Linked DNA regions of Homo sapiens: region 2 is linked to region 1. Evidence: chromatin contacts called from ENCODE Hi-C data. All regions are on one chromosome and are shown on one strand. Each heading gives the region's core, a stretch centred on a gene start or an enhancer-like site at or near the end of the contact. The rest is flanking DNA. Distances are from core to core; before and after follow the strand shown. Region 1 overlaps CAP2 (cyclase associated actin cytoskeleton regulatory protein 2). Region 2 overlaps KIF13A (kinesin family member 13A).

Evidence for each region. Hi-C counts contacts between places; a loop is a spot of excess contacts on that map. Pooled maps may share reads with other maps.
Region 2: a loop to region 1 is called in a map with no recorded cell type, with 2.0 times the contacts of the local background. The contact joins two enhancer-like sites. A Hi-C loop is called at or near these places in 7 of 37 single-sample maps with no recorded cell type and 9 of 50 pooled maps.

The regions. Positions count from the first base shown.
Region 1 is chr6:17,488,247-17,495,439 of GRCh38, reverse strand. All of the region lies in intron 4 of CAP2 (cyclase associated actin cytoskeleton regulatory protein 2), which reads right to left. Among named protein-coding and RNA genes, the nearest start is that of CAP2, 98 kb to the right of the region's middle. Within about 2 kb of position 3,464, at least 6 of the 41 ENCODE cell types and tissues checked have a DNase peak (open chromatin) inside an H3K27ac peak, as active enhancers do.
Region 2 is chr6:17,816,802-17,823,994 of GRCh38, reverse strand. KIF13A (kinesin family member 13A) reads left to right here. Exons shown (of 39, transcript NM_022113.6): 17 at 6,762-6,975. Among named protein-coding and RNA genes, the nearest start is that of NUP153-AS1, 110 kb to the right of the region's middle. Within about 2 kb of position 3,828, at least 2 of the 41 ENCODE cell types and tissues checked have a DNase peak (open chromatin) inside an H3K27ac peak, as active enhancers do.

The sequences.
Region 1 (7,193 bases), core at 2,215-4,714:
TTGATTTTTGACTCAGTTCTTAGATGTAAAGCTTATAAATCATGACTGTGTAATAAAATGAGATAATTGTGCTCACTATTATCGGTAAAGAGAGTTATTTTGTTACCTGCTGGTTCATTTGTTTCTTCATTTATTCAATAAATATATACTGGTGACTTTTATGTGCCAGAGCTGGTCCAGGTGCTGGGGTACAGCAGTAAACAATACAGACAGCACTCTGATGTCCCTGCCCTCTTTTGTTTAAGTGGCAAGGGGCATGTATTAGTCAGGGTTCTCCAGGGAAACACAATGAATAGGATATGTTTATTTATTTATTTATGACAAGGATCTGGCCCATGTGATTATGGAGGCTGACAAGTCCCAAGATCTGCAGTCAGCTGGCTGGAGACCCAGGAGAGCCAATGGTGTAAGTTCCAGTCCAAGTCTGAAGGCTGGCAGGCTGGAGATCCAGGAAGAGCCAACGATCTTTCAATTCGAGTCCAAAGGCAGGGGACAAAACAAAACAAAAAACCCAATTTCCCAGCTCAAAGGCTGTCGGTAAGAATTCTCTCTTACTTAAGGGAGGGTCAGACTTTTGTTCTATTCAGGCCTTCAACTGATTGGATGAGGCACTCCAACTGATTTGGAAGCGCAATCTACTTTACTCAGTCTACCAATTTAAATGTTAATCTCATCCAAAAACACCCAGAATAATACTCCACCAAATATCTGGACACCCCAGGGCCCAGCCAAGTCGACACATAAAATTAACCATCACAGGGGGAGAGAGACGCAGATAAATAATTATATAAATAACTAAATTATATAGCATGTTAACTGTTAAAAACCATAGAGGGAAAAAGGTAGAACCTAGTGAGGAGGATCAGAAATATATATGGGGGGTGGGTTCCCACTTAAAATAGGATGGCCAGCACAGGTCTCATTGAGAAGGTGACATTTGAATAAATATCTGGAAGTGGCATTAGCCATGTAGACATCTGGAGGAAGGGCTCCCCAGAGAGAGGAAACGGCCACTACAAAGATCATGAGGTAGGAATGTGCCTCCAGTGTTTAAGGAGCAAGCAGAACCATGTAGCTGGAATGGAGCGACTGAGGGAGAAAGGGCCAGGGTTTGAAGTCAGACAGAAAATGACAGGGTGTTGGGGCACCAATCATGGGAGCTGCTGAAAGGATTTTGGCTTTTATCCTGAATAAAGCGGAGATCACCATGGAGTTTTGAGCAGAGGAATAACATGATGTGGTTTTCTTTTCTAAGGATCGCTCTGGCTGCTGTATTGAGAATAGATTATTGGAGGGTAAACGCAGAACTAGGGACATCGTATTCGAGACTACTGCAATAATTCCGACAAGAGATGAAGGCAGCTCAGGCCAGAGTGAATGTAGTGGAGATTGTGAAAAGTAGATTTTAGACCGGATGTGGGGTATCAAAGCAAATGAGGAGTCAGGAATGACTCCTTGGTCTCTGACCTGAACAACTAGAAGGATGGAGTCGCCATCAACTGAGATGGGGGAAATGGCAGAAGGAGCAGGCTTTAGCGCAAAGACCAGGAATTCCGATTTAGACGTACTGTTTCGGCTGCCCTCAACCAGGTGTTCCCAGGGGCCACAACTGATGAGTAATATCTGCAGTGCAGCTGCAATGGGCTTGCTTTTTTTTTTTTTTTGCCCCCTCCTCAGCTCAGTTCCTTTCTGGTCTCCACTCCTCAGTGTGTCTTTGCTTGGGAGCATCTTCTCACATTTTCAATCCAGTACACATGATTCATAAATGTGCTATATGTTCCTGTATTCAGTACAATTCAGTTCCAATTCAGAACAACACAGTGTATACATGCTCTGTTCCTCACCTACAAGAATGGCGCTTCTGGCCCTCAATCAGCCAGGGGTGAGCTCTGTATTGTTTCTCTCCTGGGGTTGACTTGTGCTGAGTCATTCACTCTGGCCAGCAGCAAAAGTCTGTGAGACAGCCAGCCTCCATTATGGGTACAGTCTGTGGTTGGCGGTGAAATTATTTTTGTTTAATTTCCCAGGTCAATTACTCATTATATCCTAAAACTTGTTGGCCTGTAGAGAGAAACAACCTTTAGCCTTGGTTTCATCTCTATCATATCTTAACAAATTGAGGTGAGAGAGAGGTGCACTATTTAAGTGGCTTATTTGGGTTATATGAGTGGATGCTGGTGGTCTAGCTTGCATTTTTATACTAAACATAGTGTCATGTAACAGGCATGAATGAACAAGTGAATGAATACACAAACTAACACTGAAGTGACAAATAAAAATTAAGCTTCTGAAAAGTCCAATGTGATCTGGGTAAATCGGAAATAAAATGTACCTCTCTAAAGAAGGTAATAGTTTATCTTGTTTTGATACAGATTTTTTATTCACACGTGAAGAAAATGATCAGATATTGTCTTTTATGTCCTCCTCTGTTTTCCTTCATAAACATTTTTTTCTGCCTGATATCCACTAACTCTGACCTCATGTTTTCTTGTTCTTTTTATCTGTTACAATATTTATTGAGCACCTACTAGGTGCCAGGCATAGTCCTAGGGACTTGCGATACATAAGTGGGGAAAATGGGTCTTTCCTTTGGGGTTTACAAGCAGTAAACAGACAGTAAACAACAGACATATTAGGGATATCGTACTATGAAAAAAAGGAGTGAAGCAGTACAAAGGGGTCAGAGGAGGAGGGGAGATTTTATTAATGTAAAAAAGGCTTATGTGAAAATATTTAGCTGACTACAACGTTTGACTGAACATTTGGTTGATGCTGTTTGATCCAGCCAGCCTGTCACATGCTAGCAGCTGATCAGAACGGAGTATGGAACATCAATGAGGAGAAATCAGGAAGTGGACAGGGATAAAAGCTGCTTTTCCCCCCAACTGGCTGACCTGAATTCAGCCACGCATAGGCTAAAGTTCACTTTCAATTCCAGCCACTTTGGACGCCGGCACATAGTCCAGGATATAATATGCCTGCTGCTGATCGGCAGCACAGAATAAAGCCTGCCAGCTGCAGTTCCATGTTCCTGCTAGACCCTCTGGTGCCTCACCAATCTTGTTTTTCTCTTTCAGTTACCTTCCCTCAGTTCTGCTCCTTCTGACTTCCAGCCCATAGACTTATTTGTGTTTTGATTTTTTTTGGTGACCCCAAAATACAAAGTTAAAATCAAAATACATGCACCCCACCACTGGCAAACATCACAAGAAGTTGGGAAATTTATAGAGAGAAAAAATAGACAACCATTTCCCATGGTTGATTATAGAAGATTTCTCTGCGTTTCTAAGATGTACCTTTCCAGCATCGCACATGGGTACTGCAAAGTACAGAACACAGTTCCTGCAAAGACCAGTAAGGTCAAACCCTTTCCTTCCTCCTGGCACATTAAGTACTCCTTCCAGAATAAACACAGGGACAAGGCTGGGGCCAAGAGCAGCTGAACTGGATAGACAATGGGATTTATTTGGTCCTCATCAGCAGGTCATGCGAGGAAGCCCGCAGAAATCTGAGAGTCCTGTGGGATGACTATCATCTTAAGATCAGTTTGCGGGGAGGGAAGAAATGAAAATTTACTGATTGCTTACTATAAATCACGCACTGTACTTTGTATTCTATATATTATGTAAACATCATAAAACTTTGGTGGAAACATTAGCATTATTATCCCTGTTTTATGAGTGAGGGAACAAGATCAAGAAATACTTAGTAACTTGCCCAAGATCATCTGGCTAGAACTGAGATTTGGACCCAGATATGTCTCGCTCCCACAGCTAATACTCTTAGGCAAAACAAAAAAAGCATTGGCTTCGGAACAGGAAACATCTGGGTTTAAACCGTATCGTTCACACTAGTCTGAGCCCCAGTATTCTTCCTATGTCATCTGTAAGGTTCTGATGACGATTACATAAGACAATATGTGCATCATGTCTGACACACAATAGAGGACTAAAAATGACAGCTGCTATTATTGTAATTATTCAAGCAATTTTACTGACCTCAAATACTGAAGAAAAAGCATATCATGGATAGCTGGACGAAATGGAATAATTATTGCTGAGTTAAACACTGTAGCTGATGAAAGAACTGAGAACATGGTGCCCACGATATGCGGTAAGAAGGACATGCTTACAATGCAGGCCCTTTAGAATGGGGTGGAAACTTAGGTCATCTCTTTTTGAGAATCTCAGGCAATTTACTTACATGACTCTGGGACATACTGGAAAAGGTGGAGAACAGATGGGGCACCCTGACAATCTCGGGGGCGTTGGGGGACAGTCCTTGGGAAAAGCTGTTCAAGTTCAATGCAAGGGTGCTAGAAGAACCCCAGGATCAGAAACTCACATTTCTGGGACATGATGTTAATGACACTGAGTTTCTACCGGCTCAAGGCAGAAGAAGAATGAAAGAGAAACAGATTTCTTTTAGTAGCACACGTCCTGTGGTTTACCCAGTGGAGCTATGGGCACAGCCTGAAGAGTTTACTTGCACGGGAAACAGACATGTCAGCAGGAGGGCTGAGCTTATAGCTGACATTCAGCCAAAGGGCACAAGGGCAGCTTCACCAGCTGTTAAGGCGCCATGATCCTTTATAGTGGTTGGCAAACAGCCACTTTCCAAGCCCTTTGGGTACCCCCTGCTGCCCTGGCTGCCCCAGTCTCTCTTCCAGGACTTCTCAAAGTCCCCAAACTCCAGCAATCCTGGCCTAATAGGAGGCCTCCAGGATCCTTCTCCAAGGCTCTCATTCTGTTTGTTCTGATTGGACCCATGCAGAATCTTAGGACTACAACCGAAAACTCATGGGCAGGACCTCTGCCCGCAAAGGCGTGCTGTTGCCATGGCAGGAACATCTAGCTTTGTGACTTACACCCCACCCAACCCAATACTCCATTTTAAAATTGCAAGTGTTTTATAATCCTCTTTTCTAGCCTGAAAGAAATTCACAGATAATATAAACTACATGTACACATCACTTTAAGAAATCCATATGGTGTCTAATTGTAAAATAAAGGGGAAATAAAAGGAAAGTAATTTCAAGACATAAATGCTTGGCCACAACAACACCAGGAAGATATGATGTAGTCTCAAAGTTGCAACTGCACATAGAATCCTGCAGAAAGAGATAGCCACAGATGTGGACTCATACAGATGAGTGTTTTAGCAAATCAAATACAAGAAGTCTTTTGGAGATATCTGGAGATGCCATTTTCTGACATGGAAAATAACATATGGTAAAAGTTCAGAACAAAATAAAGTGTCATCTTCCCTCAATTTGCACTGCAGCTGCATTCCAGGGTAATTTAGGATATATATTAAAATTACTATGCATATTAATATAGACTATGGAATGAAATTAGGTTCTAAGCTCAGATGATTAAAAATGTTTTTCACTTACATGCATACACAGTGGGTGACAGTCAAGTAAGAGGAGGGATAATGCATTGTGTTGTGTGTTGCTGAGCTTGTGGCATCTGCCCACCAAATGCCAAAAGAAACCTCCTGTATTTGACAACCTCAAGCATTTCCAAAATGCCCTTTTGGAGGACGTTAGCACCCCAGTGGAGAACTCAAGATCTGGCTAAATGGCACAACTATCATGATGGACCTACTAGATTACAAACTCCAGGAGGGCAGATCTGTTTTGCTCACTACAGTTTTCCCAGCTCCAGACTGGGATCTGGCAAATAGAATCTCAGCTAGTGTTTGTTAAATGAGAGAATGGATGCAAAACCCTAGGTAGTAAGGGGCAAGGCAACACATTTCAAGAAGCTAATCCAAACAGGCAAGCAGAGAGGTGCATGGAAGAGTGTAGTAGCAACTTAACTCTCCCTGTGATGGTAGCTGACACTGGGTAATGCCAACTGTGGGACATTTGGTCATTCAACACCCTTTGGGGCACCATGTGGGACTCTGAGGACTTAACACTGTTGCTTGTTGGAAACTGTACTGAATGGTAGTTACTGTATTCTGATTTTCTTTTGTTTTTTCTTTTGTTTTGTTTGTTTTCTGAGACAGAGTCTTGCTCTGTTGCCCAGGCTGGAGTGCAGTAGCATGATCTCGGCTCACTGCAGCCTCCGCCTACCAGGCTCAAGCAATTCTCCTGCCTCAGCCTCCTGAGTAGCTGGGCTTATAGGCGCGTGCCACCACACCCGGCTTATTTTTGTATTTTTAGTAGAGATGGGGTTTCACCATGTTGACCAGGCTGGTCTTGAACTCCTGACCTCGTGATGTGCCCGCCTTAGCCTCCCAAAGTGTTGGAATTACAGGCGTGAGCCACTGCACGCAGCCTGATTTTCTTTAAAGGTAGTTTCTCTGTGGCTCATGGTGGCCATCAATTTTATTAATTTTGGAAGGAAAGTTAGTTTGTAGACTTTCTGGTGGAGGTATTTTCCTGTGTTTGCCGGAGTGGGCCAAAGGCAAAACGGGTAATGGTAGGACGTCCTGCCAGCACAGACCCCTCAGCACAGTGGAGTTTCCACACAGCATGGGCATCAGAGTCAGTCTTGGATTTTAGTCTTGACTCTGCCCCTTATTAACTGAGAGAATATCCACCTCGTGGAACAGATATGAAGCAGCAGGTGCACCATGTTCATGTTCATGAATCCCTTAGATGTCCAGAGGGTATAATTCAAGACCAAGTGTGCTAACTTCGCGTGCAAACTTTGATGACAACAGAACTAACACAAACTGCAGCTCTATAAGGAGATGCTCTGATGTGATTGAAACTATGGCTTCCACAAAGATAGATGCTAATTCTCTTAGTGACTTTGTAATTCAGTATTATTATCCTCATTTTTCAGCAGAGGAAACTGAGGTTGAGGCCGATTTAACATTTGTCTCTGAGCTGAATGTGGGCTTGTGATATGAGTGTGTTTTTTTTTAAAACCAAGATGTGAAATTCACTGAAGAATTACAATAAATGACTAATTTATCACAATTACCATTTTCCTGGCCCTGAGCTATTCAAAGATGAATGAGATGGTCACAGGAACAAATGGTTACAGTGGGGCTGTGGGACCAAGCCATCGAGGGCTTGTGAGGCTGCTGGTCTGACTGTGGGTTGCACCAGGTAGGACAATCCAGAAGGGAGGTGTTTGCTTATTACTTATGGATGAGAAGAAATCTGAAGGGGAAGGCTGAGAGAACAGCAGAAAAAGATACCAAAAAGAGCACAAAGCCAAGCTATGCTCAGG
Region 2 (7,193 bases), core at 2,579-5,078, 330 kb before region 1:
CAGAGGTTGAGCCAAGATCGCATCACTGCACTCCAGCCTGGGCGACAGAATGAGACTCCTTATCAAAAAAAAAAAAAGAAATTTAAATTAAACGCCAGGCATGGTGGCTCACATCTGTAATCCCAGCACTTTGGGAGGCCGAGACGGGAAGATAGCTTGAGGCCAGGATTTGGAGACCAGCCTGGGCAACATAGTGAAACTCCATCTCTACTAAAAATACAGAAATTAGCCAGGCATGGTGGTTTGCACCTGTAATCCCAGCACTTTGGGAGGCTGAGGCAGGAAGATTACTTGAGGCCGGGAGTTCGAGACCAGCCTGGCTAACGTGGTGAAACCCTGTCTCTACTAAAAATACAAAAATTAGCCAGGTGTGGTGGTGAATGCCTGAAATCCTAGTTACTTGGGAGGCCGGAGCACGAGAATCACTTGAACCTGAGAGGCGGAGGTTGCAGTGAGCCAAGATCACACGACTACACTCCAGCCTGAGCAACAGAGCGAGAGTCTGTTTCAAAAAAAGAAAGGAAAGAAAGGAAGGAAGGAAAAAGAGAGGGAGGAAGGCAGGGAGGGGGAAGTGGGGGGCGGGGAGAGAGAGAGAGAGAGAAAGACAGCCAGCCAGCCAGACTGTGAAAAACAAGTGTAATGTATTTATATAAAGAGTATAGGGGCCAGGCACGGTGGCTAATGCCTGTAATCCCAGCACTTTGGGAGGATGAGGCAGGTGGCTCACCTGCAAGACCAGCCTGGCCAACATGGTGAAACCCCGTCTTTACTAAAAATTAAAAAATAAAAATTTAGCCAGGCATGGTGGCAGGTGCCTGTAATCCCAGCTACCCAGGAAGCTGAGGCAGGAGAATCGCTTGAACCCGGGAGGTGGAGGTTGCAGTGATCCGAGATGGTGCCATTGCACTCCAGCCTGGGCAATAAGAGTGAAACTCTGTCTCCAAAAAAAAAAAAAAAGTATAGAACCATGAAGAAAAAAGTAGGAAAAAACAACTTTATGAGAAAGTTTGGCAATTTCTGTCTTTAAACAGTAAGAGTAGAGTGTTAAGATTAGCCACTGGGGCTTTTGGCCCTGCAGTGCAGGGTGGACCATAGCTAGGAGTCAAGATTCATTCCACTCTGTTACTTCCCCACCAATTGGGAGGAATCCCAGAGACATTTCGAAGTGACGTTCAGACATCAGAATCACATTAATGGGTTATTTAACAACCTAACTGAGCAACAAGTCTGCTGTGAGTGATCTTTTGGAAGCCTGAGTGGATATAGGGTGTTCAGGAGGATGTAGACTCCAAACTCCAGGTGGAGGAACTCCCATTGGAGACAGCTCATTGCTTCAGCGGACGTTACAGAATCTAGACATCTCTAGTCGCTAACTCTGCAGAGTTTACAGGTGGTATCAGTTTAATCATTTAGCCCTCCGAGATCACAGGTTCCTTATTTGAATCAATTACTACCTTCTTATATATAAATTAACTCCTTCAATAATCAATGAGTATTCAGTAAGCATTTGTTAATTCCTCTGATCCTCTCAGCCAAACCAATTGGAGTCATCAGTGGCCTGGTGCACAGTGTTAACATGAATTATTCTTTTGTATCCCAGATCAGGCCTTGCTCTCCAGTGTTGATTTTGTCCATATTGAAGTCATATTTATGGCTGGGTGCAGTGGCTCATGCTTGTAATCCCAGCACTTTGGGAGGCTGAGGTGGACGGATCACTTGAGGTCAGGAGTTCGAGACCACCCTAGCCAACATGGTGAATCCCAGTCTGTCTTAAAAATACAAAAATTTAGCCAGGTGTAGTGATGCGTGCCTGTAGTCTCAGCTATTCAGGAGGCTGAGACAGGAGCACCACCTGAACCTGGGAGGTGGAGGCCGCAGTTAGAGCTGAGATCGCACCATTGCACTTCAACCTGGGTGACAGAGCAAGACTTCATCACAAAAAAAAAAAAAAGAAGTTATGTTTCCCCCTACCCCATCCTTTACCCAGTTCCAGTGGAGCTTCCCTTTGGGGCATACACACAGTCTCTGATGCAAGTGCTGATGTGCCGGTGGCTGGACGGTGTTCACTGTGATTCCCCTCTACTGCTAGGTGGCTTCCCGATAATAAGCCTGTCTGCCTGGTGGTCATCCCCTTGGTGGTCTTATTTGAAGATCCTCTTTCCTCTCATGTGGTTTCAGACGAAGCTCCTCCACAAACACTGGGATAAAGGTTTTTAACTGATTGGCATTGGCATGAGGGAGCTTGGCTGGTTTTTAGCAGTGCTGCTGATTGATGCTCATGCTCCATGCTTTGGCAAAAATCTAACTAACATGATTGGGAAGAAGCTGGAGTTTTCTGGCTGATGAAGGTGTTCTGTATTCTTCATTGAGGAATGTTCCTTTTCAATTATGAACACCCCACCCCCAACACACACACACACACACACACACACACACACACACCATGTCCCAATTCCATTTGCCTCCCAGATTTTGGTTAAACTCTAACAGCAGCTATTCTGTATGTGTGCAACAGCACTGAAAAGTATTATTGGTATTATTACTGCTGTTATCGATGGCTTTGTTGCTGTTGACAGCAGAGCAGTTCAGGTCAGTAGTACTTCCAGATATATATTCACCTACAGTATCCCAGTAATAGGTAAGATTAATGTATTTTTTTAGTTTCTAGAGTAAATACTGATCTAAAATCCAATTCATTTGAATTAAAAGTAAAAAGAAACCTAGTATTTGTGGACAATAATGCCTTCTTCCCAGGGGTTTGAAATAGGAATCAGACAAAATAAGAATCATCTCTTTTTTCAATGTCAATGGCAGCTCTAAAGAAAGTGCAACTTTGCCAAGCGCAATGGCTCTCTCCTGTAATCCCAGCACTTTGGGAAGCCAAAGTGGGAGGATTGCTTGAGGCCAGGAGTTCGAGACCAGCCTGGGCAACATAGTGAGCCTTCATCTCTACAAAACATTTTAAAAATAAAGAACAATTAAGGGGCTGACAAAGGGTCATGCGTAGTGCCAGTTTGTTCCATCTGGGATCAAATAGTTCTTTTTTTCTCCAAAGATCTGTTTCCCCTCAATTCAGTTTTTTAGACATTTTGGTGTTAATTAATTCTAATTCTCTTTCTTATATGAATACCCTGCTACCAGCACCACTACCACCGCCATTTTTTCTTTTCCATTCTTGGGATGATGGGTCGGTTTGAGCTCATTGCATAGTTACCTACTAAGTAAAGAAGAAACTAATGAGGACGAGAAAGTGCTATGCCCAAAGTAAACGTGGTCCTTTCTTTTTTCCTAAAATACTTACTTCTTTGAGATCTTGGCTTTGGGCACCTGGCTCACTATTTAAAACAGTTCATTCAAGAGAAGGAAAATGATAGGAAAAATAAACCTGTGGACAATCTCTTGATATTTGGTTGGTATTTTGAGAAAGGGCTGAATAATCTTTGGCTTCCGTCCTGGGCCACATCATAGAGTCAGATCGACTTGCTGATTTGGATGGTCTGTTTGAAAATATGCTGTGTGTGGGGTAAAGACTTGAAACTGGTTAATTGATTTGAAAAGAAAATGTCATCAAAGTTGTCCGTGAGAAAGGTGTTTGCAGACTAATGTTAGGGATCAGAGGCGAAACAAAACCCCAGCCCCTAGACCTCCACCGTAGCTGTGTGTGGTGAGGGCGGATCTGGGAGTTCGGGAATGGGGCTTACAAGACTCTACTGTGGGAGTCTCAGAGGAAGGACGGATTGAGTTGCTCTGTCTTCTGTATTTGCACTTCAATTTGTGGCCACTCATCATGCCTAGTGAGTAGTGGTAGTGCTGTGTCATGACAGCTGCTGGTGCAGTTTCAAATAGCCTCACTCACGTGGCCTGTGTCAGCATGGAACCTTGGGGTGAGATCCCCTCTGCCCCAGTCATTTGGGATCATGTGTGTTTCTGCACTACTGACTAACAATGGAAATGTGGATTATATATCTTATTCAGTATCTCGTAGCAAAAACCCTATAATGCAGTTTTATAAAACGGTGTGTTTTCCAGCTTCTCTGGAAAAGATTTATAAACACTGTTAGGACAGTTGGGCTCCATCTAAATATAAATGGATGGCAAGTACTGTAGCACCCTGTCCTTTCTTTTTTAAACCCAGAGCCTATATACTGTTTGAGAAATATGTGTATATATTTTTTTAATTCTGAAAGAACTTTTCTTCTCTAGAGCTTACATTTAAAATGTCTTCAGATGCCCTCAAAAAAATTTTACCATATTTCTCATATTTTTTTAGAAGTTATAGGAGTTTGTCAGAAGTTCTGATGCTTAGGAATACATAGGTTGTTATTATATAGATAATATTTTACCCACCCAGGATCTATGTTTGCATAAGATTTTTTGTTTGTTTTTTGGTTTGGGTTTTTTCCCCCAGTTTATATTCTTTTCTTTCTTTTTTTGAGATGGAGTCTCACTCTGTTGCCCAGGCTGGAGTGCAGTGGCACGATCTCAGCTCACTACAACCTCCGCCTCTGGGTTCAAGCAATTCTCCTGCCTCAGCCTCCCAAGTAGCTGGGACTACAGGCACATGCCACCACGCCTGACTAGTTTTTGTGTTTTTAGTAGAGATAGGGTCTCATCACGTTGGCCAGGCAGATCTTGAACTCCTGACCTCAAGTGATCGCCCACCTCAGCTTCCCGAAATGCTGGGATTACAGGCGTGAGCCACCACGCCTGGCCCCCAGTTTATTTTCCATCAGCTTTTTAAGTGATATATTTTAGGTCATGAGGTCAGGAGATCGAGACCATCCTGGCTAACACGGTGAAACCCCATCTCTACTAAAAATACAAAAAATTAGCCTGGCGTGGTGGTGGGCACCTGTAGTCCCAGCTACTGGGGAGGCCGAGGCAGGAGAATGGCTTGAACCTGGGAGGTGGAGCTTGCAGTGAGCCGAGATCGCGCCACTGCACTCCAGCCCGGGCAACAGAGCGAAACTCCGTCTCAAAAAAAAAAAAAAAAAAAGTGATATATTTTAGGAACTCATGTCAGGACTCTACAAAGAAAACTATTTTGCTTCTTTGAAAACATGCTGAATTTTAGAATTTTATATCAATAAAACAGTATCTTTTTCAAAAGTATCACTCTTTCACAGAATACTAATTGTAAGCAAAACATTGGGGGTAAGAGTACCACATCAGTTTATTACCAAGTGAATGTCCTACCCCAGCCAATTAGTTAGTTATCTGAGTTAAAAACCTGACCCTGTCACTTTGTAGCTACGTGTTGTAGATCAGCTGTTTAGCCTTTTTGAGCCCCCGTTTCCTCATTTTTAAAATCGGGATGATATCCACACTTAGGCTTGTTGCAAAGCTTTCATGAAGTGATGCATGCAAAGCAGATAGAACCTCTACTTGCGATGTAGCCAGGAGCTAGTAGAGTTATTGTTGCCATTGTGGTTGTCATTTTTATTAAAACAACTCATCTATACTGAGCTTTTCTTGTGATTTTAAAAAAATTGATTCTTTTTGTTTTGAATTATTTAACTTTATTTTTTGAAGCTAACATGCTATCTTTTTCTCTTAATGCTAATATAGAAAATTATTACAATTTACATGTGTATTTTACAAGTTGTTAGGGTATCTTGGAAAAACCAGTCAATAGCAATCATCAGGTAATATAAAAATTCCTCCTGAGTCACTTTAATTTTCAGCTTCTTTTCTGGAAATTAAACTGAGTGCCAATGTGTGGGAATACAGCATAAATGGCACTGAATAGCAGGCAAATGTGTGAATGTACAAGGAGAAAATCATGTCCCAGGCTGGTCTGAGAATGCATCTCTCAGTCCAATATAGTTCTGGGAAATATTAACTGTGATGATGATTTTCTTGTTCTACTATTGAGATTGTCTAACATTCTCCTTCCCTACACTGTCCTCACTTAGTGATGTCAGTAACTTTCTCCTTTTGTACATGTGACCCAGAGCCTTGATCTTTCTCCACAGTATCCAGCTTATTGGTCATTACCAAGTTGATATCCTGCCCAGCCCATTAGGATTTACCTATACCACAACCATCATGGTAGCTCATTGGAGCAAGATCTGTTAGTACATCTATACCTTTTCACCCATGTGCATGGTGGTGAGCTCTGTGCCTGTACACGTGAGATGTTAGAAACAGGTTTTTATTATTTTTGCAAGTGAATTGTCCTTTTAGATACTAGTCTGAGAAATTGCCAGACCATATCCTTAAGCAATATTTTCAAACATGTGCTGTGATCTGTAAGTTTCCTCCCACTTAGAGAAATTCAATAGTAATAGGATTTGTGGTGAAAGTCATAAATCTTTGTCGTATACCAAAACTGATATTAAATGGACATAGAAATGAATTACCATAAAGAAAGATCAAATCTTATGTGCTTCTGTGTTTGGAATTGTCCTAGATTTCGTGAAGTTTTTCTTCCCAGTGGATAAGATCACATTCCTCTCTCTTCCCCCATCTGCTGGTAGTAGGTTAATGATTTATCTAAACGTTAGGATGAGCTCATCAAATTGAAGAAAGTAACGTAGAGGATGTGGAGAATGTATACTTATAAAGGGCATTTATCTGCAATGTCTGTAACAAGGAATTTGAGAGGATTTCCCTGATGTGGCCCCTCAGGCCTCTCACAAAAAGCGTATTGACTGGCTAGATTCCTTGCTAGAGGAAGCCTCCCACAGGCTGCAGTGCCTGGCATGAATGCTTGTTTTAGCCGCCACTAAGACACCTTGCCTTGTCTCTTGGCTCACTAGACCCAGTTCAAAATGTGGTTCAGGTCCTGGAGAAACAATACCTAGAAGAAAAGAGAAGTGCCCTAGAGGAGCAGCGGCTCATGTATGAGCGGGAACTGGAGCAACTCCGCCAGCAGCTCTCCCCCGACAGGCAGCCACAGAGTAGCGGCCCTGACCGCCTGGCCTACAGCAGCCAGACAGCGCAGCAGAAGGTGACCCAGTGGGCAGAAGAGAGGTAAGAACTGCAGCGGGGGCAGCCCAGAGTCAAGGCCCCAAGGCCGTGGGTCTTTGAGGGAGGGGTTTTTGAGACATGTCAGGGACAAACCTAGCAACAAGAGAACTCTTAATCCCATACGTGATATTGCCAATTAGCTTTTCCTTTCACAAATATTGTCCACCCTAAGTATGTTTACTATAATGTTAGCTGTTAAAGACCCCTCCTACCCCCAAACC